Linked DNA regions of Mus musculus: region 1 is linked to region 2. A link is a loop called in an ENCODE intact Hi-C map of the cell type or tissue named here. Cell type or tissue: heart. All regions are shown on one strand. Links, peaks and the distances in the headings refer to the core of each region. The heading gives the core; the rest is flanking DNA.

Region 1 (15,976 bases), core at 2,768-10,767, 90 kb before region 2:
CTCTATTTCCTGTCTCCCTGGGTTACTGCTGCCCAGAGCTGGTGTGTTTATACAATGGTATTAAATAGCACAAAAACGCCTGCCTCTAAAGCAGCGCCTCTCAACCCGTGGGTCTCCACCCCTGTGGGTGCCACACAACCCTTTCACACGGCTCACCTAAGACTATCCAAAACCACAGCTATTTATCCACAATTGACCACAGTAGCAGAAATACAGTTATGAGGGGACAGTGAATGTCCTTTTATGGCTGGGGGTCAGCACAACATGAGGACTATTAGGGAGCTGAAGCATAGAAAGGTGGAGAGCCATTAGATAACTACTAAATGCCTCTTGTGGGGAGGAGCATGGGGGAACGGAAGGAGCAAAGATCAGTAAAACTTTCCCTTCATCGTTAGGGTGTTTCACGCTAGCGCAGAATCAGTCAACACGTCTCAATTCTTAATTACTTTCTTGTTTGTTTGTTTCCTTTTATGTGAAAGGGTCTCATGTAGCCAGGCCATGACAAGGCAAATGACAAGGCCATGCTGGCAGGAAAGCTGAGGCCCAGCAGTAAAGAGCAGGGCACATCAGAAACGTGGCGGCCTGTGGTCCCTCCACTCTCCTGCTGCCAGCACCGGTGACTTCTGTGCGGGAGAAGCCTGTGGCTGATGCTGGCTTTGCTTCTGATCTCTTGTGCCCCACACTGATGGTACCTACAGAAGAGCCGGGACAGGCACCCCCAGGGAAACACCGTAAGGAACTGCACGCATGCCGATGCAAAGTCTCGGCCTCTGTGTGGCTCGGACACCGGTGACCAGGCGAGCTTCCAAATGAGACAACTCTTCCCCAAGGAGCCTGCCAGAAAAGATGCAGTGTACAAAATCGCAGGTGTGGGGGTTTCCAGTAACCTGATGGCCTGGAGCAGTAAAACACGGCAAAGGTCTCCACCACACCTCAGAGACTGCAATCATTTTTTAAGCCCCTAGTTTTATTCTAAGCACAGTTAAAGACTACCAGTATCAAGAACTTTTGAACTTGAAAGATATACAGAGTGGTTAAAAAAAAAAAAAAAGTAGCTTGTTACAACAAACCACAAGGGGGAGGGGGGAAGTCATTCCAAGCCCAGAAAACCAAGAGAGCCAGAGAGATGGCTCAGCCCCCGTGCCTGACACCGGAGCACCTGGCACCTGAGTGCTTGATCCCTGGGATCTACACACTAAGAAAAAACTGACTCCTGCAAATTGTCCTCTGCCTGCCTCTCTCTCTCTCTCTCTCTTTCTCACACACACACACACACACACATACACATACACACACACACAAACACATAAATAAAATGTATAAAAGCATTTCAAAAATGAATACCATGCTAAGAAACACTGAGGATGGAAACTAGCCTTTGGGAGTTAGAACCATCTCAGTGGACACTTTGTTTTAAGTGCAGATCCGGGCCAGGGAGCCGGCTCAGCAGCCTGAAGGCACCTGCTCCACCCAAGCTTGACAGCCTGAGCTGAGGCCTAGAATCCAGGGAAAGAGCTCTCTCCTAAGTAGTTCTAGGGCCTCCACCCCATGAATTGTGTCGTGCACATACCCACAGACATACACAAGTAAATAAATATGTTTTGAAAAAGAAAAATGAGATGCAGAAGGTGTTGGCTCACGCCTTTAATCCCAACACTCCGGAGGCAAAGGCAGGCAGATCGCTGAGTTCAAGGGCAGCTGGTCTCTAGAGCAAGTTCCAGGACAGCCAGGGCTACACAGAGAAACCCTGTCTCGAAAAACAAACAAACAAACAAACAAACAAACAAACAAACAAGAGCCACATCTAATCTCAGCATCCCAGAGGCCGAGACAAGAGAAATAGAAGCATGAGGTGGCACAGTATCCAAACAGAAAAACTGAGAAGTAAGAGTTAAAGCAAGAGAGAGGCCGGGGTGCAGCTCAGGGGTTAGAGTATCAACTGTCACACAGAGGACCGGGCTTTGACACCAAGAGCCACTCCCAACCATGTGAACTTCTCTTCTGATCCTCACAGGCAAACAGATGACTCGCGTGCATACGAGCAGACAAGGTGCCGTCTGTAACCCTTAGCACTATGAAGACTGCAACAGGAGAGCTGTAATTCCAAGTTAAGTACGGCCTGGCTACCCTGGATTACAGAGCAAGATCTGGGCAAAAACCAAAAATAAAAAAAAAAATAAAAACCCAGCCAGGCATGGTACTCCTGCTTGTACAGTCAGCACCGGGGAGAATCAGGCAGAAAGACAGCTTTGGGTTTGGGGCAAGCCTGGGCTATATAATGAGTACCTAGCAAGCCTGGGCTACAATGCAAGAAACTATCTCAAGCAAACAATTATGTGTGGAGGGTGGATGTCAGGAATCAAAGGAAACTAGAGAACCAGAAGCAGAAGTTCACATAAAAATGACAAGAGAGATTACAGAGAAAATAACAACAAAATATTTCCAGGGTCCCTAGAGACTATACTTCTACATTGTTTGTATTCAAGGGGTTCAAATACCCAACTCGGGGATGAAAACAGAGCCACACGCCACATTAAACTCACAGAGAAGTGGCACTTCTCTGTGATGAGTGGGGAAATGGCCCAGGGTCTGAGGAGTGCTTAACAGCAGCCCAGGAGCAGGTCAGGGTGGGGCGAAGCTGCAGAACCTAGAGAGAATCTATTAGCCAACTGTATCAATCAGGGCGAGGAAGAGAACCGAAGCAGGGCCTCAGGGGCTCACAAACGGTCACCTCTCAGCAAACCCCAACAGCCTTTGAGCACCACTAGAGAGGGTAAACCCCTCAACCTAATGCATGCTACAGGAGAGAGCCAACCCAGGGAGGAACGCTAAGGAAGCCAGCTGTGCCCTGAGGCAGAGCATGGCAGGCCAAATGGAAGCAGCGCACAGCCCCAACTGCTCTGGCAGCCTCCAACCTGTGCTGATGGCCCTGGAGCCTGGCCCAGAGTCCTCCCTCCCTCCAATTGGCAGGGCTGGCTTCATCTTGATGGCACGCTGATGCCTTCCTCCTGTAAGCCCTGAGACCCACTGGGCCTTGCCTCACAGAGAGCAAGGTTTGACTGTGATGGACCCTGGAGAGTGCAGACAAGCTGCGGGTGAACAAAACGCAGGAATGACTGTATCTGCTGTCCTTCCAGCCCTTGGAATGGAGCCCTCCAGATGCCCTGGCTAGGCCCAGCTTTGGTGTTTAGGACTCTCTCCTACAAGGTGAAGCAACCAAAATGTCTATCAGTAAGAGACCAAAAACACATTATTGTACATCCAAATAACAGCACACGGCTTTTGAAATTGTATATATGTGATCCTGTGTGGAGTGCATCTGAGTGCAGGTGCCCACAGAGGCCAAAGTCATGGGATTCCCTGGAGTGTGAGTTTCAGGGGAGCTGTGAGTCTGATGTGGCTTCAGTCAAGAAACTGAACTTGGGTCCTCTTTCATAGCAGGGAGCACTCAACCTCTGAGCCACCTCTCCAGCCCTCTTAGCAACTTTTAAAATTTTAATTAAAAAAAAAAAAGATTAGTCTACATACATCAATGTGTAAATGTGTCATTATCTGTTGCCAAATAGCATTGTGTTATGATGGCCTCCTTAAGAGTAGAACTGGGGGGCTGTCGAGATGGCTCAGTGGTTAAGAGCGTCGACTGCTCTTCTGAAGGTCCCGAGTTCAAATCCCAGCAACCACATGGTGGCTCACAACCATCCGTAACAAAATCTGATGCTCTCTTCTGGAGTATCTGAGGACAGCTACAGTGTACTTACATATAATAAATAATTAAAAAAAAAAGAGTAGAACTGGGACATAAAGAGTGGAGAGTGAAGGAGAGAATTTTGAGGAACTCCCCCAGCCTTTTTTTCAAGACAGGGTTTCTCTGTATAGTCCTGGCAGTCCTGGAACTGGAGCTGTAGACAAGACTGGCCTCACCTGCCTGAGTGCTGGGATTTAAGGCGTGCTGGAGGGTTTCACTTTTTATTTGCTGTTTCTGTATTGTCTGAAAACTTTACTTGATAATCTTCTTCAATGTTTATTACATTAAAAGACACATAAGGACTAAGCAAGATTGATTCTTTAATCAATTGACCCCAGTAGTGAATTTAGAAAACCAAAACCAAAACCAAACAACGCAATAGCGTTGAAGGCTGCTGTCTAGCTGATAGAGGAAGAATGGGGAGGATCAAAGGGTGTGTCTCCTGAAGAGGAAAAAACTACATCCTCACCCCGTTCCGATTAAACCTGCTTTTCTTGAAGCATCGCTATGCAAATTAACCTCTGGGTTTCATTTTTAGGATCAGGAAGTCTTTGAACACTATGCTCGTTTAAGTGTTTAAATTGCTTGGCTCTGGTTTTTGGAAGCCGCACACAGGTAGAAAAGACAAACGAGAAAGGAGGATGAGAAGCCTGGGAATAAGCGCCCCTGGAATTATCTAGAAATGGGATTTGTGGTACAAATAGGGTGAAGAGTTGGAGCGCGAAGGATGCACGGGGGGGTAGGGGGGTGGATGTTGTTGAGGGTGAGCATATCTACTCCAGCGAGAGGTTTGAATTCCCACGCCCCTCCTCCCATCGCAGCAGCAAGGTGGAAGAGCGAGCCCAGCCCTCTGCTGCTACGGTCGGAAAGGTCACGTATCTACCCACCTCTCAGGCTCAAGTACCTTCCAGTGGTGAAAACCAACTTACTGGCTAAAGACCAAAATGGCCTAGCCTACAACGACCACTGCTCTGCTACTTCTCTGAAAAGGCCACTCGCCACTTAGGATGAATTCCCAAAGACTTCCCTCCCTCTCCTCCCTCTCCTCCCTCTCCTCCCTCTCCCCCCAGCGCTTGCAGGATGGAGGGGAAAGTCAAGGATACAAGGACAGTTCCTGGCAACGGCTCCGAGCAAACGGGAGGGTCGCTCGTCCCCAGACGCTCGTGGGGCCTCGGTGGCGGCTGCGGCGGTGCCCCACAGGACCTCCATCCCCTACCGATCGCCTTGGGGACCTCCCCAGACTCAGGACGAGATGCGCGGCGGAGCGGCCTGCCTCGGCTGAGCGCGGGTCACGGCGGCGTCAGGGCCACGGGGCGCCGAGAGGACGCGGGCGCAGGCCGGGCCCCGCCGGTCGCCCGCGCGCTCCTTGGCACCGACACGGGCGGCGCCACAGAACCTCAGGCCGCGCCGGGCCGGCGCCCTGCGTTCGATCGGCAGATCACAGAAACCCGAGACCTGCCAACCGCACTCACCCGGCTACCTGCGAAGTCTACACCGAGCCCAGGCAGGAGCAGGGACGTCGAGGGCGCGCGTCTGTCCGGGAAGCAGCGGCCCGATCAACCTCAGTCCGGGAGCCGGGGGCCGGCGGCGGGCGGGAGGCCAGGGCGCCGGTGGGGCGGGGGCGAGGCGCCGTGCGCACCGCAGGAACCAATGGGATTGCAGCAAGTGGCCTGCGTGGGCGGGGCATAACCCCTGGAGGCGGGACCGGGACCTCAGAGGCGGAACGGGGCTGGACCCGTGCGCTCTGCGGAGACCAATCATAGTGCGACCGATTAGATAGAGGGCGGGGCTTGATTCCTGAGGGCGGGGCTGGCGCGGTGCTCTACCTGCGTCCTGGAGCTGAGGTCCGGACCTCTCCTGCTGCGGTTTGCGGTAGTAGTGTAAACTCAAGCGCCTCAGCATCGGTGAGAGCACCGGTACGGGGAACCCAAGCCTATTACGCAAGGTCCTCTTGCATATCAGCAGTTGAGCATTGTTCACCAGCTGCCGAGAGTCGAGAACGCACTCCAAGACGTTCAAAAACCAAGACCTCAGAAGATGAAGTTACAGGTCCAGGGATCCCAGTCAGTACTGGTTTTCTGAGGGTACCCGCAAAGCAAAGCTACATAGCTATTTCAGCCTGATTCCTTTTTCCGTCTATCCAAATAGATTTTTGGCTTGTTTTGGGAGCAAATCTTTACTTATCTCCTTTAGAGATACTGCCTCTGGATTTTTCAGCATAACTTCAAAAACCACATTTCCTACAGAATATAAATGCAGTTAAAGAAAGATGCAAAGTCCAAGTTACTACTACATTGAAGGTAAAAACACACTTCACCTAGATAGAGTAAAGCAAAAAGATTTTTGTGTCACGTAACTGTCACAAATGACATCCTGGATCCTGTTACTCCTGTAGTTCTTGTATATAATCTAGGATTTAGGTATTCAATAAATATTCACTGCATAAATTCCTTTTTGGAGTATGGGATTATGCACACACACTAACAAGCAAGAGGGGCAGCAGAAGGGAACATCTTTAGGTATCTGTCCCAGAGCTAGGGAATGTAGTTCAGTTGGTACATTATTTAGCCTTAAATACATAAGGCTCTGGCTTGTATCCCAAGCATCATATAAACAGGTGTGGTGATACATGCCTGTGATCCCTGCATTCCAAAATGTCTCAGCTTGGGTATGATCATGGTCTCAAGCATATTTCTATTTCCAGTCAGACTGGATTACACAGCAAATTCAAGACCAAACCGAGCCGGGCGTGGTGGCGCACGCCTTTAATCCCAGCACTTGGGAGGCAGAGGCAGGTGGATTTCTGAGTTCCAGGCCAGCCTGGTCTACAAAGTGAGTTCCAGGACAGCCAGGGCTATACAGAGAAACCCTGTCTCGAAAAAAACAAAAACAAAAACAAAACAAAACAAAACAAAACAAAAGATCAAGCTGAAGTGAGGTCCTGTCTCAAAACTACTGGAGGATCTGGGATATAGTGTAGTAGTAGTGCGTTGCCTGTCCAGAATGTGCCGTCTGCTTTCACTTCTCCATCAGTTAAAAAGGGGGGCAAGGGGGACTGGGAAGATGCTCTACCGGAGGACCCAGAGTGGGGCTCACATCCACCTGTAACTCCAGATCCAGGGGCCACCTTCCTCTTCTGGATTCCCTGGACATCAAGCATGCAAATGGTGCACATATATGCATTCAGGCAAAACAAAAATACACAGGCTGGAGAGATGGCTCAATGGTTAAGAGCACCAACTGCTCTTCCAGAGGTCCTGAGTTTAATTCCCAACAACCACATGGTGACTCACAACCATCTACAATGGAGTCTGGTGCCCTCTTCTGGTGTGTCTGAAGAGAGCAATGGTATACTTATATACATGAAATAAATAAATAAATAGGGAAATAAAACCACTCATACACATAAAATGAGTTTGAATATTGAAGAAAAAGACCAGACCTCCATACATGCATTACTTGAATTGGAACTCCACCAAATGCTATGCAATCATATACTTTGGTGGTTTTGTTTTGTCTTGTTGCTGATTTTTTTGATTGTTTGTTTCCAAGACATGGTTTTCCTGTGTAACAGTGCCCTGGTTGCCCTGGAACTTGCTTTGTAGACCAGACTGATCTCCATCTCATAGAGATCCACCTGTCTCTGCCTCCGAGTGAGCCAGCACACCCTGCTGCTCATATACGTTGTTAGATTCTGGCCTGAGCACCTGTCTGTCGAGGCTCCCCAGGCTGGGGAGATTTTGAAACTTGCCACGGCACTCCAGTCGAGTCAGCCTGTCAGGCAGGGATGCCTAAAAGCTGCTCATGAGGCAAAAAGAGTTTCAAGGAAGCTCTCCTCCTGGAGTCTGGAGTTCTCTTAATTCTCCATTCCCGCGTTAATCTAGTGTATGGATCCACATGCTCTCTTTCAGTATCATCCTATTATAAGTGCCTTTTAAGATTGAATTCTGACATAGCTAAAGCCTCAGTGTTCCAACAGTCCTAGAACGTCCTTGAGCTAGACAGTGACATTCAGAATAGCCTCTCGTATTACACTATCAATAAAAGCCAAGTCGCTCCCATATACAGGAATTTACAATGGTTTAGGAAGTAGATTGGGCTGTGGTTTTAGAGTATTGCATTATTCTTGAGACGGTTAGCTAGAACGGAACTCCCTAGTTAGAACCATGACTTGGGTGTGAAAGCCCTTGCCCTAGGAGAGTAAAGACCTCACACCTGGCTTCTAAGACTATAGCTGAGTTACACCCATACACACACACACACACACACACACACACACACACACACACACGTATTTACAATGGCCTAAGGGGAAGGTGGACTATTCAACAGACTAAAATAGGAACTATGGCAAGGGCATGAAGCCCTTGACCCTGGCTTCTAAGATAGTGAATCTTAGGTGGAGCCCTTTTTCTTTCTTTTTTTTTTTTTTAAAGATTTATTTATTTATTATATGTAAGTACACTGTAGGTGTCTTCAGACACACCAGAAGAGGGCGTCAGATCTTGTTACGGATGGTTGTGAGCCACCATGTGGTTGCTGGGACTTGAACACTGGACCTTTGGCAGAGCAGTTGGGTGCTCTTACCCACTGAGCCATCTCACCAGCCCAGGTGGAGCCCTTTTTGATCCCAGTTGTTAACAATGAATTCTATCCCAGGTGGTTCCTGTTAGACCTTCTGTGTTTGCATTCCTCTGTTTTATGTAAGAATCCAGTAACCTCTTTGTACCTTGCTTGTACTTTTGGTGTGTCACCCAACTTCCTTATTGTCTTCTGCATAAAAAGTCCGACGCTCGATTTGACAAATTACATTCAGATTCCACACGACCTCTCCTGTGTGCATCTGTTTGTCCCTCATCCTACACTTTGTCCACCCACGACTAGAGACCCATTCCACGCAGACAAAGGGGCCCAGAGGGTCTGCGGCAGAAACTTTGGGATCCTTTTCTGCCTTGGACCAGAGCCGAAGATCCACTTCACCCAAAACAGCCAATGAGCTCTACTCCAGAAAGAAACCTACCAAGAACAGAGAGCAGTTCAGGCTGGGTGGGCTGTTCTGATTCGTCCTTAACTGCCAGCCAAGGACTGTACTACTAACGGTGCAATTCATAGCCCATCTTCTAAGAGTGCAAAGCAAACCCTACTCCATGGGAACTAAAAGATTGCAGTGGGCTGTTTCCACATGGAAGTGTAAACACTTTCAAATACTGCGTCTCCTCTTCAGAGGGTTTACTGTGTTGAGTAACAGAACGGCTTCACCCACTAGCTTTACTTTAGAAACACCTCTGTCACCTGGGTCATGGTGATTATTGCTGAGGTTCCTCTTCAGAAGTCAGGCCTGCATATGAGGTGACACTTTATGGCACTTGTACTAAAAGCTTTACCCTCTGATCGCACCAATGCTACCATTTCCTTAACGCGTGTGACATGAAGATTTATTGCACACATGCAGACATGGCTAGGGGAGAGCCATGGGAGAGTGTCGTGACTGCTCTAATTGATGTGGGAAGACTTGGCCTGAGAAAGGGGCACCGTTCCCTGGTTTGGGGGCCTGGATAGTGTAAGAGAATGTGTGCTGAGCAGGGGACAGGCGTGCGCTGTCTGCTCTTGGCTGTAGGTCTGATGTGACTGGCTGTTTTAAGTTCCTGCAGCCCCGACTTCTCTGATGGACTGAAACCCTATATTATAAGCCAAAAATGAACCCTCTCTGCAGGTTGTCTTTTGTCTGGGTATTTTATCACAGCGACAGACATAGCACTAGGACACCTCCAGTGTGAGAGAGAGAGATTGCGTCTGGAAGAAGAGGAAACGAGACTTTCTGTGGTGGAGACTAACAAACTGTTTAGTTTGCTTCTTTTCGTGACAAGGAACAGAAAAACGTCACCTCATATTGGCTTAAATAATAAAATTAATGTGACTTGTAAATCTGGGGGGAAGTGTGGTAAGGGGTATGATCTGAAAGTAACGCCTCCTCAGACCTGGTTCGTATATTGAAATCCTATGGCTGATCTCAAGGATGGTGGCCTCGGGAACAGGGTTAAAGCCCTTGTAAACAGAGCTCTCTGTGCCTGGGAGCTGGCTTAGGGGAGAGGGGCTTGCTGACAGGGCTGGAGAACTAGGGTGATCACTGGATTTCATGAAGTAGGAGAGAACCAATTCCTTCAAATTGTCCTCTGGCTTCCACATACACACATACACAATAAAATAATCCACATACAAGTGGGCATGCACTCATACACAATAAAATAAATGGATGGGGCTGGAGAGATGGCTCAGTGGTTAAGAGCACTGAAGGCTCTTCAGGAGGTCCTGAGTGCAATTCCCAGCAACCACATGGTGGCTCACAACCATTTGTAATGGAATCAGATGCCTTCCTCTGGTATGTCTGAAGACAGTGATAGTGTACGTATACATCAAATAAATAAATAAATAAATAAATAATAAAATCTTTTTAAAAAAATAAATAGATGGGGGCTGGAGAGATGACTCAGTGGGTAAGAGCACCAACTGCTCTTCCGAAGGTCCAGAGTTCAAATCCCAGCAACCTCATGGTGGCTCACAACCATCTGTAATGAGATCTGATGCCCTCTTCTGCAGTGTCTGAAGGCAGCTGCAGTGCACTTGCATATAATAAATAAATTAAAAAAAAAAGGAGCTGGGTGTGGTGGTGCACGCCTTTAATCCCAGCACTCGGGAGGCAGAGGCAGGCGGATTTCTGAGTTCGAGGCCAGCCTGGTCTACAAAGTGAGTTCCAGGACAGCCAGGGCTATACAAAGAAACCCTGTCTTGAAAAAGAAAAAAAAAAAAAGGATGGATCGATAGATGATAGATAAATAAATGGATGATAGATGTATGATAGATGATAGATAGATGCAATTTTTAAAAAACTAATTTCACTCCCTCCACCTATGAGGTGGTGGATCCCATACCAGAAACTGAGTTTGCAGGCAGACTTGATCCTAGAATTCGGGGCCCCAAGTCTGTGAAAAATGAATTTCTGTCCTGAATCCCTCAGCGCATGACATTTTCTTACAGCATCTTGGCTCAGTCCCACTATCATTCCGTCTTACATCTCCACAGAACTGCTTCCTCTGGAGCCTGGAGAAGAGTAGTCCCCCCACCCCCACCGATTTGACTACCCATAAGCCAATCCCTGTACACAGTGAAATGCTAAGTGATTAGTGGCCTAGGCTCAGTTACATAGCCCAATCACTGAGGCTTTTTTTAAAGTTTCTTTTTTTTCTTTTCTTTCTTTTTTTTTTTTTTTAATTAAAAGGGATGCCTCGAAGGGCAGTGGTGGCACACGCCTTTAATCCCAGCACTTGGGAGGCAGAGGCAAGTGGATTTCTGAGTTCAAGGCCAGCTTGGTCTACAGAGTGAGTTCCAGGACAGCCAGGGCTATACAGAGAAACCCTGACTTGAAAAGAGAGAGAGAAAGAGAGGGGAGAGGGGAGAGGGGAGAGAAGGGAGAGGGGGGAGAGAAGGGAGAGGGGAGAGAAGGGAGAGGGGGGAGAGAAGGGAGAGAGGGGAGAGAAGGGAGAGGGAAGAGGGAAGAGAGAGACCTCAGTAGGTAGGAATACTGTAAGTATGAAGACCTGAGCTCAAAGCCCCAGCACAAACAAAAACTAAACACACCTGAACATGTTTGTGACCCCAGCATTGCTGGGTTGCAGGGTAAGGACAAGAGGGTCCGGGAGCTTACTGGTCAGCCTAGCCGAAAGAGTGAGCTTCCAGATACAATGGACTCTGTCTCAAGGCCACAAATCAGAGAGCAATAAGGGCACACGATGTCTTCCTCTGGCCTCCATGGGACCACATGCCTGCACACTGATTCACCTCCTCTCTCTCTCTCTCTCTCTCTCTCTCTCTCTCTCTCTCTCTCTCTCTCTCTCTCTCTGAGGGAAGGAGGGAGGAGGAGGAGAGAGAGAATTTCAGAAGTGATATGTCATAGTACATTCTCCTGCCCACATAGACCAAGTCTGATACAATGGTCAAGGGTATTGCTCAAAACCATGACTATCAGAAGTTGAGACTCGTCGAGGATTATCTTGAAGTATCTCGAAAGCTGGCTACTACACTTACTTATTTAGTGATATTTTATTCTAAATTAGAAAGGATCTCTAGCGCTGGAGAGATGGCTCAGTGGTTAGAGCACTGACTGCTCTTCCAGAGGTCCTGAATTCAATTCCCAGCAACCACATGGTGGCTCACAACCATCTGTAATGGGATCCGATGCCCTCTTCTGGTGTGTCTGAAGACAGCTACAGTGTACTCATATACATAGAAAAAATAAATAAATCTTAAAAACAAAAAGAAAGTTGGGCGTGGTGGTGCACGCCTTTAATTCCAGCCCTCGGGAGGCAGAGGCAGGCGGATTTCTGAGTTTCAGGCCAGCCTGGTCTACAGAGTGAGTTCCAGGACAGCCAGGGCTATACAGAGAAACCCTGTCTCGAAAACCAAACCAAAAAAAGAAGATGAGACTCATTGAGGATTACCTTGAAGGCTGGCTGCTCCACTTACTTATTTAGTAGTATTTTATTCTAAATTAGAAAAGATCTCTAATATCTTCTCGTATATGTTTTCACGGAGCACCTTAAACACAAACTGCAATAGCTATGTGGTATAGGTAATTCAAATACCAGAGTCCCGGTGATGGTTCAGTTGGTAAAGCGCTCATTCACGAGCATGAAACCTGAGTTCAGACCCCAGCATCCCCACCATCCACATGAAAAGCTGTGCCCTGTTCTCCCAATGCTAATGGGGGAGGGGGGAGATCTTTGGGGCTCACTACCCAACATGACTAAAGAGATGAAGCTCCAGGGTCAGTGAGGGACCCGGGCCCAGAAAATAAAGAAAGACTGATAGAAGAACACACCAGACGTTGACCTTTGACCTCCACATACACCAACACACGCATACCATACCATACACACATGTACATGAACACATACAAACACACAATTTATTTCAAAAGATCTTTTGGGGGTATATCCCGTAGTAAAATTTCCAAGAAGGCAAAGCACAGTTTTCTTACTGTGTCCACAGGGGTTGTTGCTCAGTGGTGAATGTGTTAGCATAATTAATAGCAAGCAAATAATATGCTGCGTTTCCGTGCAATGTGATGCCAGGCTAGGCTGGGATAACGAGCAGGCTTTTTATTTATGTGACTCTTCACTGGGACATTTGCAAGTCAGGTGAGGCAAGGAAAACTTCCTGACTGTGCCTCACCGCTCTGAGCATTGGAAAACATCTGGCAGTCTGCCTGTGCTCAGACCTTGTGTTTGAAATACCTAACACGCAGAATGGCATGGACTTAGATGCCAGTAAGGACTGCCAGTCAAGAGACCATACTGGTTCAACTCTGATAACCAGAAGGTCTGCTGGTAGCAATGTCCTATCATTGTAACAACTGAGGAGTCCTCTTCAAATGACCCCTTTAGGACGGCAGCTTCCCCGGAGGACCACTGACTAACTAACCAGGACACTGCCCAGCATCTGGCATCTCTTGTCCTAGCAAAACCTCAATCCTGTGAGCTGGGTTTTATCTTTCTCTCTGTGTGCATGAACATGTATGTACGTCCAAACACATGTGAAAGCCAGAGTTTCACCTTCAGACATCTTTCACTTATTTCTAGTCTGCTTTGATGTGGGGGACTCTGCTTTGCTTGAGACATGGTCTCTCATGGGGGCCCAGGGCTTGCCAATCCTGTGAGGCCAAATGGCCAGTAAGCCCTGGGGATCCACTTGCTTCCTCCTTCCCGCACTGGGATTACAACTGTGATAGCGCCTGGCTTTTCCACATGGGCATTGGGCGTTAGACTGGGGTCCCCATGGCTCTACACTTTACTGCATGTTATTTCTCCAGGTTCTGATTTTTCTCCTCTGACAGAGGGGTTCATCCGAAGCCCAAAGTCACACAGCTAGTGAATGAAAGATCCGGGGTCTGAAATGAAACTTGTCTAGTTGGAAAGTTTGTTCTTTGTCACATTATGGTGCTCGTTGGTGTTATGTATGGACACTCAAGGAATCAAGGTCTCCTGGAAATCCAGGACGAGAGTGTCAGCTCATGCAGAAAGCACACTAGCAAATAGAGCTCCCGACTCTCCTCGGCACTATAAAGTCATCTGGGAATAGAGTTCTGAAATCAGAGTAGTTGCAGGTTCCTGGGATCAAATTCTTCCTCTGTCACTTTCCATCTGGGACCCAATATGTCATTTAATTTCTCTGTGCCTTCATTTTCTCCTCTCTCCCTGTACTGGTTTAAATATGTTTGGACCATGGGAAGTGGAGCTATTGCAGGTGTGGCCTTGTTGGAGGAAGTGTGTTGCTGTAGGCTGAGCTTTGAGGTCCTGTGCTCAAACTCTGCCCAGTGTGGAAGAGACCCTCTTCCTGGCTGCCTGGGCAAGACAATCTCCTCCTGGCTGCCTTTAGATCAAAATGTAGAACTTTTGGCTCTTCCAGTACCAAGTCTGCCTGGATGCTGCCAAGCTTCCCACCAGTGGACTGAATCTCTGAACCTGTAAGGCCGTCTCAGTTAAATGTTTCCTTTATAAGAGTTGCCTTGATCATGGTGTCTCTTCACAGCAATGAAATCCTACCACACAGGATCTCACTCTTTAGATCTGTTGGGCCTGGAATTTACTACGTTTACTAGGCTGGCTTTGAACTTGTGGCTAGTCTCCTGCCTCTGCCTCTTGAGTGCTGGGACTAGAGGATCCATTGTCACTTTTTTTGTTGTTTTTTTGTTTTGTTTTGTTTTGAGACAGGGTTTCTCTGTATATCCCTGGCTGTCCTGGAACTCACTCTGTAGACCAGGCTGGCCTGGAACTCAGAGATCCGCCTGCCTCTGTCTCCCAAGTGCTGGGATTAAAGGCCTGTGCCACCACCGCCTGGCCATTGTCACCTTTTTAAAGGGTTTGTATGAGAGCACCTTTGACTCATGGTTGTTGCCAAGGTTGAACTAGTGACTGTAAGGGAAACAGCCCACAGCTGTGTGGTAATACCACCCGCACCTGTTCTGTGCCGGGATCGTCCATCTTCCTGTCAGTCATATCTCCTGACTGCCATCTTCTTCCCTCGCCTTATGAGTCATGCTTCCTCATTATGCCATGTCTTCTTCCTGATTGACAGTGAGCCTCAGCTTCATTTCTCCTTTCTATGCCTCGTGCCTTCTCTTTGTGGAATCTTGCACTGCGGCTCTTTGCTTAGCAACGAGTTCTAACTCCCATAAGTGCACACAATATCATGCAGGTGCAATAAATAATGACATAGAGTCAAATACAAGGATCTGGAGATGTATTGAAGATCTAGTAATAAACAGACAAAGAAGGGGGCTTGAGAGATGGCTCAGAGGTTAAGAGCTCTGATTGCTCTTCCAAAGGTCCTGAGTTCAATTCCCAGCAACGACATGGTGGCTCACAACCATCTGTAATGGGATTCCATGCCCTCTTCTGGTATGCAGGTATGTCTGCAGATAGAGTACTTGTATACATAAAATAAATAAACAGGTGAAGAAGATATACAAGAATGTCTATAACACGTTCACATTTATAGACAAGAAAGAGGCTGGGTATATATAAATTCTGCATACAATTTGTAAATTTTTGAAAGCATACTGTGGTATCAAAATAATAGTGCCCTCATTTCTTAATCCCCAAAATATGTAATTATATTACTATATTAACTATTTTTCTGTTGCTGAGATAAAACACCATCACAAAGACAACTTATGGAAGAGAGAGTTTTATTTGGGTGTATGTTTTCAAAGGGATGAGTCCATTATGGCTGAAAGGCATGGTGGTAGCAAGTGGCTGGTACTGTGTCATGAGCAGAAAGCTGGAGACTCCTCAAGGGCAAACACAAACCAGAGGTGGTAAACCAAAAGTGGGGACAGGCCATGAACTCTCAGAGCCCACCCCTGGTGACCACGGTCCTCCAGCAGGGCTGTGTCACCTCCTCAAACGACACCACTAAATGGGGTCCAAGTGCTCAAATACCTGAGCCAGGGGGAGACATTTCTCATCCCAACACCAAATTACAAAGAGAAAAGAGGGAAAGTTGTAGATGGGATGGAGGTTGCCAGGCAGCTGACCTGCAAATAGCTAATTATGGTGGATTGTGTTATTACGCGGTGGGATCCAGTGTAATTACAAAGGGTGATTAGGACAGAAGAGGGCGGCAGGAAGAAGGGGAGTGAAGTAAAAAGGGGCGGGGTCAACCTGCCGTTGCTGA
Region 2 (15,900 bases), core at 7,901-15,900:
GGAATTTGTTAAGACAGCAGGCACTGACTTGATAGAAGGCTTCGCCTATCTCCCTTTGTGTTTTGGGGGCCATACTCTTTATTTGCTGTTTTAAAAGATGATGAATTTGTAAGTTACTTGTAGTTAGTAGCTACCACCTCTTAGAGCTTAACTCTGAGATGCTCATGGATACCTGACACTCATCTCTACACGCTTATGTCGCGTCATTTGGGCACTGTCCACCTTCGTTTGGGAGGCAGTCCTACTGGCCTGGAGCCCACCAGGGACCCCACCTGCCTGTCACCCAAGTGCTGGAACTACTAATCTGTGCCAACACAGCTGGCTTTCCTGAACTCAGGCTCAGATCCTTATGCGAGCGCTTTGTTGACTGAGCTATTTCTCCGGCGCCTTTAGTTTTATCTCTTCATAGGTATATGATTATAAAGGAAAAATAGGAGTCATCTGAGGATTTTAGTTGAAGGTATGGGTTTTTTTAGGTTTCAGTAGTGAGGGGCATCTTTCTCCATCTATTACATTTTTTTAGGTATAATAGTAAATTTGCCTTTTTCCCCCCTTTTCCTTTTAAGGTCTTGTTGCAGTAGGAGAGAGAGCACAAAAGCGTTCTGGGAACTTCTCTGCTGCAATGAAAGACTTATCAGGTGAGCACTGCCCTGTGACCTGCTCTTGCTTTTACCCTTCAATTACCTTCAATTCACAATTCCTGCAAAGTTGATGGGAATCTTTTATAACTAGTTGTTTTTCTCTCTACAGGCAAACATCCTGTGTCTGCCTTGATGGAAATCTGTAATAAGAGAAGGTGGCAACCACCTGAATTTCTCTTGGTCCATGACAGTGGCCCTGACCATCGCAAACATTTCCTCTTTAGGGTAAATATGAACTTACATACTAATTACATAGTCATGATAGAGGGTTAAGGGATGAGTGTGATACAATCAGTATTAATATTCTGTGGGTGGGTCACAGATGTGACTATGTGGTTGGGTTTTTATAAAAAGGGTACAAAATTAAAGGGAGGGTATGGGCAAAATGTATTTTCTAGTGGAATGTGGGGATACTTTTATTAGGGCTTTTAAAAATAGTATGGAGGCTTGCATTTATTTTGCAGTTTCCTTTTTAAAATCATTTGTTGCTTCTGGGCTGAGATTAATTTCTATAATGTGGGGTTTGTAATTTATAGTTATTTTTAGAATTTAGTAAAAAATTACAAAGCTAATAGATATTAAAGTTTGATGCTGTTCTTATTGTATGTTTTTCTTGAATAGGTATTGAGAAATGGAAGCCCTTACCAGCCCAATTGTATGTTTTTCTTGAATAGGTATTGATAAATGGAAGCGCTTACCAGCCCAGCTTTGCCAGCCCTAATAAGAAGCATGCTAAAGCCACAGCAGCAACTGTGGTTCTTCAAGCAATGGGCCTTGTACCAAAGGACCTCATGGCTAATGCCACTTGCTTCAGGAGTGCCTCACGTAGATAGATTGAGGTTTTATATTAATCATTCAGATAATTTTACTCTGCATCACAATGTATTTCCTCCTTAATGTTGTAAATATTTCACAATTTAAGACATTGTGTAAAAAGCAATCTGTACAAACATCTCCAGGCTTTCGTTTTTGTACCATGGAAATTGTATTTAACCATACAGGGTTTTGGTATGTTTATATTGTTTACCTTAGTGATGTATTTGTTTAAGTGGCTAACATCCAAACAATTGTTTGAGGGCATCAGTAATATTCAGTGTGGAATGTTAAATAACGCTTTTATACTGTATTTTGTACTATGATGTAACTTCCCTTCCTTACGGCTAGGCTGCTGTAACACTTGCCTGTAATCAGTGAAGGGCTGTGCACCTTGTACTATTTCACAATGGGTTCTGCTGGACAGATACTGGGCCAGTGTTATTAAGGCAATGAAGCAAGATCTGTTCCACAGGGCTATGCCACCATCTCCCCCTTTTTGTAGAGATTATGAAAAGAAAGTGATACATTGTGTCATGATCAGTACTAAGTCCTGCATTCCCATTAAAGCCACTTGACTTGGGTCATAAGAAGGAAGTCAAAATGGAAGTCCAACTTCAGAGGCCAAGTACATATTAGTATGGCTTCAGTTGTGATATAGTTTTACTTTGATGTGCATTTTGAATTTCAGCTACACCTAGATAGACGTAAATAAAAATGCTGTAACCGACTTATCTAATAAAAATTGGCACCCAGCCGCTATTTTGTTGACTGAGGAAGTTTATGTTAATTTTTTAGGGTCTGATAGAATATTCATGTGTATTACAGTGGTATTCATATGCTATGTCTCTAAACTTTATTTTCAAAAGCTTAAGGCCCAAATACAAACTTCTCTGGAATAAATGTTGTGTCTTATTCTCTGGCTTTTATGGAACACATATAACTAAGCACTATTTGTTTCTTACCCAATTCTTGTGATTTCTATGCACGTTTATTTAAAAATACTGAATTTTATACACACATGCAAACACAGATTACCTGTAAGCATACTAAGTAGTAAGTTGACATGGCTGAGGGCCCAGCACTTAGATGAAGTACAAAGTAGCCTCCCCTCTGACTTGACACAGAAGATGAACATACGTGAGAGCAGAGGAACTAGAAATCATTAGTAAAAATGCTCATTTCCCTACGTCTTGAAAGAACTCACTGCTCGTCTAAGGTACAATGTGGATGCTTTAGTCTCCATTGGAATAATTGCTACAGGTAGTCTGTTTCTCAATTGTAATAAAACACTGACTTTTCTACTCAGGTTAACAATAAGTTGCAGGGATAGAACTCTTATTTGAATTATCTGAGGTATTAAGGAAGCTCCTTGCATCTTCATCTCTGAAAATGTATGAAAATAATAAAAGCAAAATCTTGATTTAAAACCTAATGCTATTGCATGTAATAAGTTAATATAAAAATGTTTAGGAACATTTCAGTATTTTAAAATATATTCTTCCGAATGAACTTTAAAAGCCAGGGGCCTACGCATCTTGCATTTCCTTGCTAGGAAGCTTTTTCCTCAGACTCCTTTTAGGCTTACTTTGGTGTTCAGGATCTCCAACTTAAAATGTAGTCACTCATTTCCACACTCCGCAGGGATGACTTCCCCAGCACTGGCCTCTGACTGAGCTGCTCCAGGGTTTTAGGATGCAGCCCACAATTAGCAAGGTCCTCACGAGCAACTTTCTGGGAAAACACAAGTCCACATCCATAAAGCACATTAGTTCTTGAACTCCGAGGTTTTGTTGTTTTTAAAAGATTTATACAAGTACACCAGAGCTGTCTTCAAACACACCAGAAGAGGGCGTCAGATCCCATTACAGATGGTTATGAACCACCATGTAGTTGCTGGGAATTGAACTCGGGACCTCTGGAAGAGCAGCAGTCAGTGTTCTTAACTGCTGACCCATCTCTCTTGCTTGGTTCACCAAGTTTTTAATAATCCCCATAAAGACTTGCCAATAAATGGCTCAGTCAATCATAGCTAGAAGATAATCCTAATAATTTCTGTAGTATGAAAATCCTAAATTAACTAGTCTATTAGGCTTGATAAATACTGTGCCAATTAAAGGACTGTAAACTATCTTTAAAAAGTCTAAAAAAGGGCTGGTGAGATGGCTCAGTGGGTAAGAGCATCCAACTGCTCTTCCGAAGGTCCAGAGTTCAAATCCCAGCAACCACATGGTGGCTCACAACCATCCGTAACAAGATCTGACTCCCTCTTCTGGTGTGTCTGAAGACAGCTACAGTGTATTTACATATAATAAATAAATCTTTAAAAAAAAAAAGTCTAAAAAGACAATCCAAAATAAATTAGTAACTAAGGCTTGAAGATGGTTTAGTGTTAAAACACTTGCTGTACAAGTGTGATAACCAGAGTTGGAGGCTATCTAGAATGCCCAAGAATGCTGGGCAGACATGGTTTGCACTTGTAATTAGTCTGAAGGTGGCACACAGAGACCAGCTAGCAAGATTAGCCACGTTCAGACATTCAGGTCTTGAGGAAAAGACTACACTGATGACTGAGGTAGAAGAGCAGCTCCGTGTGAGCTCGCTCAATCCCGGGTGCTCTTAAACACATGCAGAACTGCAAGTTATGTACACAGACATGAGAAACGGGAAAAATAGCTGGGGTAAATCATGTTTCCATAAACTACAAAGGAATCAGGAATTCATATTTAGCATTTCCTAAATTCATGAAATTTATCTTATGCCCATGTGGATATTAATTTGTAACTTGTTTTCAAACGATATAAATTTGGCACAAGTGACATTTACCCCAGCAAGAGGATATAGGGTATGACTGGTCTACTTACTCTGTCCAGTTCTTTATCCAGAGACAGGCCAACATTGAAAACTGCAGTTGGCTCGTGTGCATACAGTCCTGCAGAGAAGGACCCTCTCTGTGAAGATCGGAGTAGCATGCTCATAGAATGCAATGCATGAGGCATGACAGGCCCTGTGATATCCAAACTAAACTTATCTCTGTATCCAGAAAGAGCTTGTGTCTTTACATTACTGCTCCGTGCCTTCAGAACATTTAAAAAAAAGTCATGTGGTACAGAAAATTAGTAAAAGGGATTTGATATAACTCATGTCACCTAGCTCTCAAGCAAAACCAAAACTCCTGGGAATGCGACTTGGTCAAGCTGCTTGTCTAGTAGGCCTCCTCCCCCACGCAGTCTCAGTGCCGACACACAGCCCAAAGTATGCAACAACAGTTTACAATTATGAAAACTTGTTTATATGCTATCATATATATACACACACACATTTTTTGAGATCGGGTCTTACTATGTAGGCCTTGCTGTTCCTTAACTCACTGAGATCTGCTTGCCTCTGCCTCCCGTGTGCTGGATTTTGTATTTTCTCAAATGCATGCACACCCAGTTGTGCCTGTTACCCGTGGGGTAAGAAGGCATCAGAATCCTTGGCACTTGAGTTACCAATGGCTGTGACCACCACGTGGGTGCAGGGAACTGAATTTGGGTCTTCTGCAAGAGCAGCCAGTTCTCATATTTAAATACTGAGCCATCTCCCGAGTCCCTAGAATTATTTTTTAAAAATTGAGAATTTGAGCTAGGAATGGTGGCACACGCTTTTAATCCCAGCACTCAGGAGGCAGAGGCAGGTGGATCTCTGTAAACTTGAGATCACAGTAGTCTATGTCCAGGACAGCCAGGATTACAGAAACCCCAGGTTTACAAAAACAACACAAATTGCTGGACTGTATGTAGATGAAGTAAACACTTACCTTAAGCATTTGCATTGAGGCACCTCGGAAGGCTATTGGGGATAAGAGAGTGGGTGGGAGACCTGCCTGTGCACCTGAGGTAGCAACTAAACTCTTGCAGTTGATCAAAAAATTGAGCAGTTTGAAGGTGTTGAGTCCTTTCACCAGTACGACAGACTCAGGTCTGTGGTCCATTTGTACTTCATGTTTTTCTTTACGTCTGAAGACAACAGTCAAGGAAAGCAAAAGTAGCTCACAGAGGCGCAGCCAGCTGCCTGGGCGGGTGGGCGGGCTCCAGAGACCTGGGCCTTCCAGGCTCAGTCACAGCTTTAACGAAATGCTAACCATCTGAAGATGAGAAACCAACAAACACTTCATACTTGAGCAGCAAGGACTGTGTTAAAATCACTAACCCAGTGGAAGTTCTTAACACAAAGGATACAGCTTGATAGAGATCACGTCTGGCTTCTTAATTTGATCTTGCACGCCTATCTCTTCCAGCCAAGAAAAACTCTCCTCTTCATCTTCGTCACTGACTGCCTGCTCCCTAGGAAACTGATATAGTTAGAAGCACATATTCACAGAGTTGATGCTGTTACAAACCGACTGCCTTGAGTTTGAATTAGAGAATCCATGAAAGTGAATATGCAAAGGGCTATGATTACGTACTCCTCAGATTCCAGGCTTGGGTCTCGAACTTTCTTCTTATGGCCAATTTCTTCTAGTAAAGGCAGAGAAAATTCAATACCTACATCAGAAAATATAATCCAATTTTCTTCCATTAACCAGGAGTGTCCTACTTTCAGGCTACACAGACTAAGTTTTCTATAAAAAGGACTTGTCTCTCTCCTTTCTGCCCTTCCTAGACCCACTAACTGAGCAGATAGCATGGTTTTAAAATTATTAAAGGAGAGATTAGACGATTTTTGGTATCAAACAATCTAGGACTGGTGAGAGGGTTTAGTGGGCAGAATCTGCCAAGTTTTATGACATCTGCGTTCACATCCTAGAACTCACATTAATGGAATGGAAGGACTCTTTGAAGCTGTCTCTACATGTGCGCCTTGGTATGTGTGTGCCCACAGAAACACATGCATACATACAAAATAAATGTACAGTCTTCTTTTAAAAAGCAGAGTATATTCAATAAGACAGTGGCTTACAGGACCTAATATGTGCTTTACCTCAGAGTTCAGAAAAGGGAACATAAGTAACTTCCAGGTACCTTCAGACACCTTTACCAGCAGGAAGAAAAGAAAAAAAAACTACATCTCATAAAATATTGATGACCAATTAGCAAAAGATGAATTTTTTTTTTTTTTAGTGCCTATGGGTGTTTGTGTCCGGGAACTGCTTATGTGTCTGGTGCTTACAGAGAGCACATCTGATCTCTTGGGGCTATAGTTGCAAGGCTTTTAGCCATCACCTGGGTGCTGGGAATTAAACTCAGGTTCTCGGTAAGAACAACCCATGCTTGTTAACACTAAGTCGTCCCTCCAGCCCCTAAAGTTTAGCGTCTAAGGCAAGAGGACTCTTGCCTTTGAAGCCGCAGCTATTACCTTCGTTTCTCATAGCTTCTCTTAAGCCTCTTGTCGTAGGGGATATGAGCGCTGTGATCACACTGCTTCCGGCCAGTCCTGCTGCCCGGAACAGGACGGTGAACTGATAGGAGCAGACATAGAAATAGGGACAAAGCTTTGTCTTCAGCAGGTTATACAGAGATGTGAAACTCACAGACCTAGGAAGAAAGGAAGGTTTTTCAGGTGTTACAATATTTTAAATTCAATTCTGAATTAATTTAATTAATAATTTAATTAATTAATAATTAATTTCTTTTATTCTAACATGTAGATAAAAACCCAACATTTCAAATACTGTGTTGAGTTTCTGAAGTTGTGTAATTTTGCATTTGAGGGCTGCAGATGTTCTTTCAAGCAGTTTTTACCTGGTCCCTAACCATGAACAACTTCTGATGAGAAAGCATCAACTGACAAGAAGCTGGAAGCCTTACCTTTTGCTGTTTGTCCAGGACATCCGTTATACACTGTGTACTACACAGCTGATAATGATCAAGTCGGGAAAAAGCAAATGTAAGTCCTGGTCACTGCGTGTCTGACAACGTCCACAAACACAGAAAGCTACTCAGCATCAGCCCTTCTGCTGACACCCAGCCACCAGCAGCGTCCTGCCTGCTCCCGCAGGCTCACCTCTGGACTGGGCTAGCTTACCAGTCGCTCATTAAAGCATGCTGCAGGGTTTCATCAGCTGACCACGGACTTGTCTTTGCAGCCATTTTCCTATCAGCTCCAATTCTAGGGAAGAGTGGCAGCCACGAAAAGGCAGGGTGAAGCCAGTAGACCAGAGCCTGCTGGAAGGCGCAGCGCAGCGCAGTGGACAGTTTGGGATCCTAAATTTCGGTGGGGAAAGAGGTGACTTTTACTCACCACGAAGGTGACATTTCACTAGAAACACTGAACATATCACACACTTAGTCTAATCAATTTTCTAAGAAGATTTTTATTTGTTAGTTGGGGGTAAATGGCACACACCCTTAATCCCAGCAATTAGGAGGAAGGATGGCCTACGAGAGGCCAGTCTGGTCTACATAAGGAGTCCCAGGAAAGCCAGGGCTATGTGGAAAGACTGCTTCAAACACCCTCACCACTCCCCAGAAATGATTTTTATTTTTAATTTTTTGTTTGCCTGTAGTATATTATAGGTGCCAGTAGAAGGCCTGGAGCTGGAGCTCTGAGCAGTGGGAACGTGGGTCCTCTCTCAGGAGGAGCAGTGTTCTATCTTCACCACTGAGCCACCTTTGCCACCCAGTCTAAGAATTCTTAGTGCAATAATTACAAGGGAGACCTTAGCAACTGCTAAGAGGTTAAAATGCAGCCCACATTTGCTTTCTGAACAGCAAAGTGTGTGTTGACCCCGCACTGGAGAGAGCACACTCGTGGAGATGGGACATTCTGTCTCTGCCTTCCCTGAGAACAATGGCGAGCTACTGGATGATTGGAAGAGGGGTGTGCATGGAGGACTCTTCCCATAGGACAGCACCAAGTCCCCCCGACCCCCGGGAAGAGCATTCTTCCCCCGGGCATGCAACCTCAAAAGTAGTGAACCCCACTAAGTACAAACTGTCCTGATCTATTTATCCAGAAATATATCTCAAGCCCTATTTCCAGCAAACCGTTATAACCTAGTCTGCATTCATGAGCTGCTTCATGGCAATTAAACTACTCTGAGGCCATTCTAGAACTCATTTATTATTTAATTTATTAAGAACCACAGTATACCCAGCACTTGAGAGGCAGAGGCAGGCAGATCTCTGTGAGTTCGAGGTTAGTCTAGTATATAAAGTGAGTTTCAAGACAGACAGGGCTACACAACACAGTAAGACTCTGTCTCAAAAACCGACAAACTTAACAAAACCACAAACACCAACAACAAACAATGAGCAAAACTTCATCAGCTACTGTAATTCAATTGTCTATGTTTTCTTAAAAACCTAAGAAAAGGATGGTTTAGAGAGGACACTGCCTGTCTACGATACTGTTTTATCTCCAGTCTCTAGCTGTACTGAGCACTTCTTAACCTGACAAACAGGAAGTGAAAGTACCTTTCGGGAGAAATGACGTCAACTTCTGGACTCTGCACATGTCAGAAGAACAGCTCATGCTACGTTGAGGAAGGAAAGAGCCTTCTACACTTCATTTGAACACTAGCCTAGGTTGACAGGGGCTGGATTAACAGCATTACAGGAACCTGAGTTTGGAACTCGGGACCCAGGCAACAAGTTGAGATTATCCTGTGCCTGACTGTCACCTCAGGACTGAGGAGAGTGGAGCCAGGAGAGTTGCTGGGCTGACCACGCCACCAGACTCGCTAAAGAAAATGAGCCCTAAGCTCATACAATTCCTGTTTCAAGGCAACAAGGCAGAGAAGGAAAGACTGGGACACAAAACTAGATCCTTAGACTCTGTCGTCCTGATACCTGCAATGTGCAGACACGCAGACACACACACACACACACACACACACACACACACACACACACACCCCTTCCTCTCAGGCTCCTTCATTTCAGACTTACCTGTATACTCTGGGGTAAAGTCACTTCTGTTGCCCTACAATGCTGGACAAGTCCTTGGGCTTCTTCCTGTGCTTTCAGATGATCTGCCCAGGAAAAGGGTTGAGAAGAGGTGAAAAGGAGTCGGGTTTTAATACTCCAGTCCACAGGTAACTCAGTACCATCTGACGACCAAGTGTCCGATTCAGACAACGATACACGTTGACTCTTAGGAAAACAAAGAACACAAAAATTACTATTTCAAGGAAAACCTTTTAATAAAGACTTATCAGTTCTACTCCTGTTTGCTAAATGTCAAAATTTATGAATGGTCTAATATTAAAAATGGATTATACCTGACAAGTCGAGAGGGAGGAAAACTAAGCTATTGAGAGGTCTCAGAGCACAGAGATGACTCACTGGGTAATAGCACGTGCCACTAAGCCTGACAGTTTGAGTCGGAGGAAGAGAACTGACCCGAGAGGACATAAGTGAATAAAGCCAGGTGGGGCGGGGCTGGAGGGTCCTGGCTCACTTCTGAGTTTTCATATTTCTATACTACAGACAGCAAAGTAGAAATGTTTCCAGTACCCATCCTCTACCCCCCAAGAGAGAGTTTCTCTGCATGGCGCTTGCTCTCCTGGAACTCACTCTTATAGACCAGGCTGGTCTCAAATGCAAAGATCCACTTGCCTCTGCCTCTAAGCCCACTTACATTCTTAGTATTTAAAAAGTATCTTGTAAGGCTCAGAACTACTGAGACAATAGTATAGAGACAACAGCTCTTTCTTTAGGCTTAGCCATCTTGGTAGAACTTTTAAAGGGTTTTAAAAACATTACCTTCAGTTTTAAAAAAAATACAAAGAAAAAACAATTATAGTCAACTAGCTGCACAAGTCCGTATTGTCCACTCCAGAAGGACTTCCTTAGGGAACATCATACAAAGATCCTGTCAGAGAAGCTGACTATGTGAACACTAGCATGAATCTTGGGCACTCTCAGCCTGTTCCCAGTGGGGAAAAATGCATCTACCTGTAACTATGAGCAAGGGAGGGCAGACTGTTTCTCAACTTGTGGGAAGTGTTGAGCTTGATCCCCAGCACAAAGCAGGCTTTGGCCACCAGAGCCCATGTCTAGTATCAAAACACCTGTATAGAAATAATCACTCTCAAGTTTCTCTTTTCTTCTCAGAGAAGGTTCTCATGTGTCCCAGGCTGGCCTCAACTGTCTCTGCATCTGAGGATGCTATCAAAGGCCTGGCAATCCCTCCTTCACTCCAGTGAGACAGCTCTAAGTGTACAGCATCATGTCCCATGTAATTCATGGAATTCCTGGGGATCCAGCCCTGAGGTCTTTGAACATTAGGCAAGCATTTTACAAACTGAGGTTCAGTCCCAGACTTTGAATTCATTCCTGGAACTCATTTTTTCAAGAGAAAAGCTTTTGAGAAGTATGTTTATTAGAATATACATTATATTCAGCCCTTTGAAAGTATTTCCTAGAGTGAGCCATTGAGATGGCTCAGAAGGTAGAGGCACTTGCTTCTGGCCTGCCTGACAACCTGAGTCCAATCCTTCTACTCACACAGTGGAGGGACTGGCCTCTACACACACAATTGTGGCACAAACTAGAAATGTAATTTTTAAAAGTACCTGGGACAGTTCCGTGCCAGTTCTTTCATGAGATGATGTGTCCTCCCACAGCAAGTTATTTTCTTCATTAGAATCTAGAAGCTGAGGTTAAGAAAAGAGTGGTCCTTTTAAAACCTAAGCGATGAGGGAATGTGAACTATGTAAGGGCTCACCTGGCACACCAGGTTCTCAGGAGAGTGAGTGGGAGCTCACATCCATACAGTACCATGTTTCATTGCAGATTTGTGCCTGAACTTATCTAAACGGGAGGAAAGGCCAGACTTTGACGCATTTAATAACTGATACAAAAATCTTAGACCAAAAGTTCCAAAAAAGCTTTATGAGTAAAACCAACATTTGTAAATTCTGACCCGATTTATCTTCAACAGTCCACAGTAATTTCAAGTGCCTGAGAAAAAGGTCTTGAAAGGATGGTGAGAAGGCAGATTCTGTGGCTTTCCATCACAGTTCGGAGGACTATTCGAGCCACCTTCCTGGGTATCCATCCCTAAGTCCTTCTTACAGGAGAGGGCAGCCACCCCCTCCCCCGCCCCAGCTCAGGACATCAGCCTGCGGCGGCTGTTCGCGCCCATTCCCACCCCTGACGCCCGGCTGCGGGACGCGGAGACTCACCGGGCCCGACGCCCCCTGAGGACCGCGGAGCGGCTCTTCGCTGGCCTCGTCCGAGACTCGCGGCCGGTTGTCCAGGCGAGCGAAAGGGTTCCTGCGGGCGATGGTCGCGGCGGCGCCTCCTCTGCCGCCGGCGGTCGGGAAGGGGCGCAAGGGCAGCCCAGCCGCCAGCGCGGCGCGGCGGGGCGCGGGCTCCGGCAGTGAGGCGGGCACGGCGGCACCATGGTCCCGAGACCTTTTCCGGCGGAGCCGCACGGTCTCAGGCGGCCTCTTGAAGCTAGGCGAGTAGCCGGGCACCGAGACAGCCATTGCGCAGCACCGAGGCAGCTCCGCAGCCCTGCCGGGGCTTCCCGCGCGCCCCGGCCCCGCCCAGACCCCGCGCTGCTCACGGACTGGAGGCTCCTGAGGCCCCGCCCCGCCACGGGCCCGCCCCGACGGAGCATGCGTGCCAGGCCGTGCCGCCCCGCCCAACAGATTTCCCGGTGGCCGCTTCCGGCCGGGCGCGCGCAGCTCGCGGCTCTCCTGCTGCGAGGTCGGCGTCGCTGAGAACGCGACGGCGGCGCGCGGCACCCGGTAGGGCTCGGAAAAGGGATTAACAGTACCAACTCGGCAGCGGGCGTAGTGTCAGCCCCGGGTACGGAGCATGAATGCACAGCAAACAACACATTGATTGGTGGTGATGGGCAGTTACTTCTCTCCGTGAGAAGCCGCAATATCATTCTGAGAGAGACGGTGATGGGCCGAGCTCAACACAGTACCCACGAGGGGGAAATGTCCGCCAGCTTCAGGCTAGCCGCAGGCCAACTCTTCCACCCTTGTCCCCAGTGCCCGACCACCGCAGCCCTCTATGCAAATGCCGTCACTACTACAGGACCAGGTACTATGATTCCGTATGATCTCGGAGAAATTCAGAGTGAATGAATATTTAAAAACATTTTAAATGCCAGTGGATTAGATACTTTGAAGTCGGAAAGTACAAATGCTAAAATAATGGCATCAACGGTTTGTTAAGGAAGGTGTTGAGAATGAAGTTGATAACAAAATCAAATGACGTTTGGTATAGCAAAAGCATGTGACAGATGTATTTGCTAGAATAGTGTAGCTTTTGCTGAAAGCAGTTTTCTTAATGGAAAGAATTTTATAGCAGAGGCAAAGTGTACAGATACAATAACTAAAAGAAGCTTTTGGAATGTCCCCTTCAGATGGTAAAAAAATTATCTGGATTGTTTGCACATTAATTTTGGAAGTATTTTTCAAATATGTCAAATAACCAAACATCTTACTGTGGCAGGAAAACAGGCTTAAAAATATAAAATCTTGCTTTATCGTCCTTGGTTTTTCTCAACAATTTCCAAAGAAAACTGGCTTCCCCCACTGGTGTGGGTGCATCCGACTGAGATCAGGGAAGAGAATTAAAATTGAACGACTTGCTTTTTTCTTTCTTGATTTTTCTGAACAACTTCCATGGAAACCTTTGCCTCATACAGTGGGATGGGCTCATCGAGCAGAGGCCTGAGGAGGGAAATGATTCGAGATGTCAGGCACAGGCACAGAGGAGCACAGCACGCAGGATGCAGTAGACCACACATTTGCTTATTTTCCTTTATCTAACACAAGCAGCTCGAGCCTTTAATCCCAGCACTGGCGAGGCAGAGGCAGGTGAACCTCTGCAAGTTGCTGGTCAGCCAGCCTGAGCTAGATAGCTATCTTAAAAAGAAAAATCCAAACAGAAATTACAAATGCATTCATTAATATTTCTGTGGCTTAAAGAAGTAGTAATTTCCCCCCTTTTCTTTCTTTTTTAAAACTGGGTTTGTCTTGTTAGCTAGCCCAGTATGGCCTCAGACTCATGACTCTTAGCCTTCCAAGTGCCTTGAATACAGCTGTGTGCCACAACACTGGGCTAAAAGTGTTTAGGTTTTGAAAGAAAAAATATACTACTCAGTCCCTTTATCTAATTCTTACTTTATAATTGATATAAAATCCCAATTTAAACAACCTTGTCAAGCTCTGAATTATTTCAAATTCTTTGGCTAGAGGGGAAGGAGAAAGGAGAGACACACAACAGAATGGGGGTAGGGGTGTGGGGGAGAAAAAGCACAAGATCCTCTCTCTGTGGCAATCCTCACAGGTGCACAAGCAGACACATTTTGAGAAACATGAAAGAACAGCTATTTGTCTACAGTGAATTAAAAAAAATATATACAAGTACTAGATATACCATAAAATTGGAATGAATACAAACTCTTTATGTCTTTGAGAATTGAAAAATGATGATTTAGTTTTTTGTTTTAGCATACCTGAAAACACCAGCTGATAACTTCTCCATCACATCTTTTAAGATACGTAAATGGAAGGATTGTTAAGGTTCAACTTAGCAGAGAGGGGTAAAGAAACCATTCAAGATGCTGGGCAGGACTCCTTTTTCTTTATATATAGCTTTGCACTTTCAAATTCAAAGTGGCACCACAGCTACTAAAACTGTCAGTCACTGCTAGAGCAACGGGATGATTAGCAGTATCTGAGGTGTGACAGGAACACAAGCGCTGGAAGGCGAGTGGTAAGGACAGCCAGCCAGCCAGCCAGCCAGTCAGCACGGAGCTGGTCAGGGGTGCCATGGTCTTCTTCACTTAAGCATTATGCACGCGGTATAGTCAGCATTTCAGCTCTCACAGGGAGTTAACATTCATCAGTTGATCCGGTTGGTAACAGGTTCAACTTGTTTCCATAAATTCTTTTATTTGTTTCAAAAATGAGAAAAAAAAACAAGTTAATATGCATCTATTTGTGGCAGTTTTAATGAAAAATGTCCCCCACCGGTTCCTGAGTCTGAAGAATCAGCCCCGGTTGGTGTTAGAGAAGTTATGGAGCCTTTAGAAGGTGCATCCTTGTTGGAGGAAGCGCTTCACCGGGGCAGGCTTTGATGGTCTATGGCCTGGCCTCATCCCTGCTTACTGCTCGCTCTCTCTCCCTCTCTCTCACCTATCTTGATGACAAGGCTTCCCAGCCATTATGGAACTGTAGGCCCAACTGAACCCTTCCATAAACTGCTTTTGGTCATGGTGCTTGCCGTAGCAACAAAAATGTAACTAACATACTATGTTACTAGCAATCAATAGTATATCCATATTAAGAAAAATAACAATAAATAAGAAGATCTGGAGAGGGGCTGGAGAAATGGCTCAGCAGTTAAGAGCACTGACTGGCCGGGTGGTGGTGGCACACCCCTTTAATCCCAGCACTCAGGAGGCAGAGGCAGGCGGATTTCTGAGTTCGAGGCCAGCCTGGTCTACAGAGTGAGTTCCAGGACAGCCAGGGCTATACAGAGAAACCCTGTCTCGAAATACCAAAAAAAAAAAAAAAAAAAAAAAAAAAAAAAAGAGAGAGAGAGAGAGAGCACTGACTGTTCTTCCAGGGTCCTGAGTTCAAATCCCAACAACCACCTGGTGGCTCAAACCCATCTGTAATGAGATCTGATGCCCTCTTCTGATGTGTCTGAAGACAGCTACAGTGTACTTACATATAATAAATAAATAAATCTTAAAAAAAGAAAAAAAGAAGGTCTGGAGAGAGGCTCATTGGTAAGATCACTTGCTGTATTTGTAAAGGACCCAGGTTTGGTTCCCAGTTCTCAAGTGAGCCATAAGTGTCTGTAACTCTAGTTTCAGGGGACCTGACACCCTCTTTTGGTCTCCTTGGACACTAGGTACACAGACATACACATAAATAAATAAATAAACTTCTAAAAAAAGTTCCATTATGATACTTATAAAATTAAACTGTAAGCATTTAGGAATATTTTATGCAGTGGCACCATCATAAAAGTTAAGTATGCTACCAATTTAGGTATCAGGTAATGCCAGGTTAAAAGCAAAAGAAAAATTTCCACTTGTCTCATTCTTTATCTCCCATTCAGAAGGGGTTAGACCCTGTGGTGTGATTATGACTCTGTCTCTTGCTCCCTGCACCACTGGGCACCCAACAGTAGCCTCTCACCTGTGAAATGGAGCTACATTACTCAGGCATCATAGACTTAATGTTTAAATGAATACAAGATACATGTCACACTGTCAGACAGACTCAAGGAAAGTTCACAGCTAATTATCATTTCTTATTGTTACATTGAAAGAATTTATGAGTACAAGGCAATTCAAAGCTAGCAATTCAAATTCAAGTCAGTACAAAAAAAGGATATAAAGATATTTTCCCTGTTGTGCATTTGACAAATTCCAAACTTCATCATTAAGGAAAGCCACCGTTGCTCCCTTGAGGAAAAGGCAGTGGCTATCTGGAGGATCCAACTTTATAGAAGAGACAAAGACAAAGCAACCACTA

The links. Hi-C counts contacts between places; a loop is a spot of excess contacts. Peaks named below come from ENCODE experiments on the same cell type or tissue, not always from the same donor. Only the 100,000 strongest peaks of a DNase experiment are listed, where the experiment ranks them.
Region 1: a loop joins it to region 2, with 2.6 times the contacts of the local background. A loop is called at or near these places in 2 of 42 quality-filtered maps.

The regions. Positions count from the first base shown.
Region 1 is chr16:91,592,365-91,608,340 of GRCm38, forward strand. It overlaps Tmem50b (transmembrane protein 50B), which reads right to left and starts at 5,316. Exons shown (of 7, transcript NM_030018.3): 1 at 5,218-5,316. In heart, for the core only: a CTCF peak has its summit at 7,089 (motif pointing left); DNase peaks (open chromatin) are centred at 2,937 and 5,437; H3K4me3 peaks cover 2,098 bases; H3K27ac peaks cover 1,360 bases; H3K27me3 peaks cover 1,232 bases.
Region 2 is chr16:91,676,839-91,692,738 of GRCm38, forward strand. It overlaps Donson (downstream neighbor of SON), which reads right to left and starts at 11,890. Exons shown (of 10, transcript NM_021720.1): 1 at 11,569-11,890; 2 at 10,957-11,037; 3 at 9,329-9,532; 4 at 7,464-7,642; 5 at 6,795-6,973; 6 at 5,905-5,983; 7 at 5,678-5,782; 8 at 5,257-5,455; 9 at 4,319-4,531; 10 at 2,427-3,188. The coding sequence starts at 11,874. The coding sequence ends at 3,051. Cryzl1 (crystallin, zeta (quinone reductase)-like 1) reads right to left here. Exons shown (of 13, transcript NM_133679.2): 11 at 15,761-15,866; 12 at 13,866-13,911; 13 at 12,484-13,077. The coding sequence ends at 12,978. Gm10785 (predicted gene 10785) reads left to right here and starts at 12,060. Exons shown (of 6, transcript NR_040389.1): 1 at 12,060-12,442. Son (Son DNA binding protein) reads left to right here. Exons shown (of 12, transcript NM_178880.4): 10 at 567-638; 11 at 751-866; 12 at 1,263-2,354. The coding sequence ends at 1,322. In heart, for the core only: no CTCF peak of the experiment used is centred there; a DNase peak (open chromatin) is centred at 12,003; H3K4me3 peaks cover 2,238 bases; H3K27ac peaks cover 1,342 bases.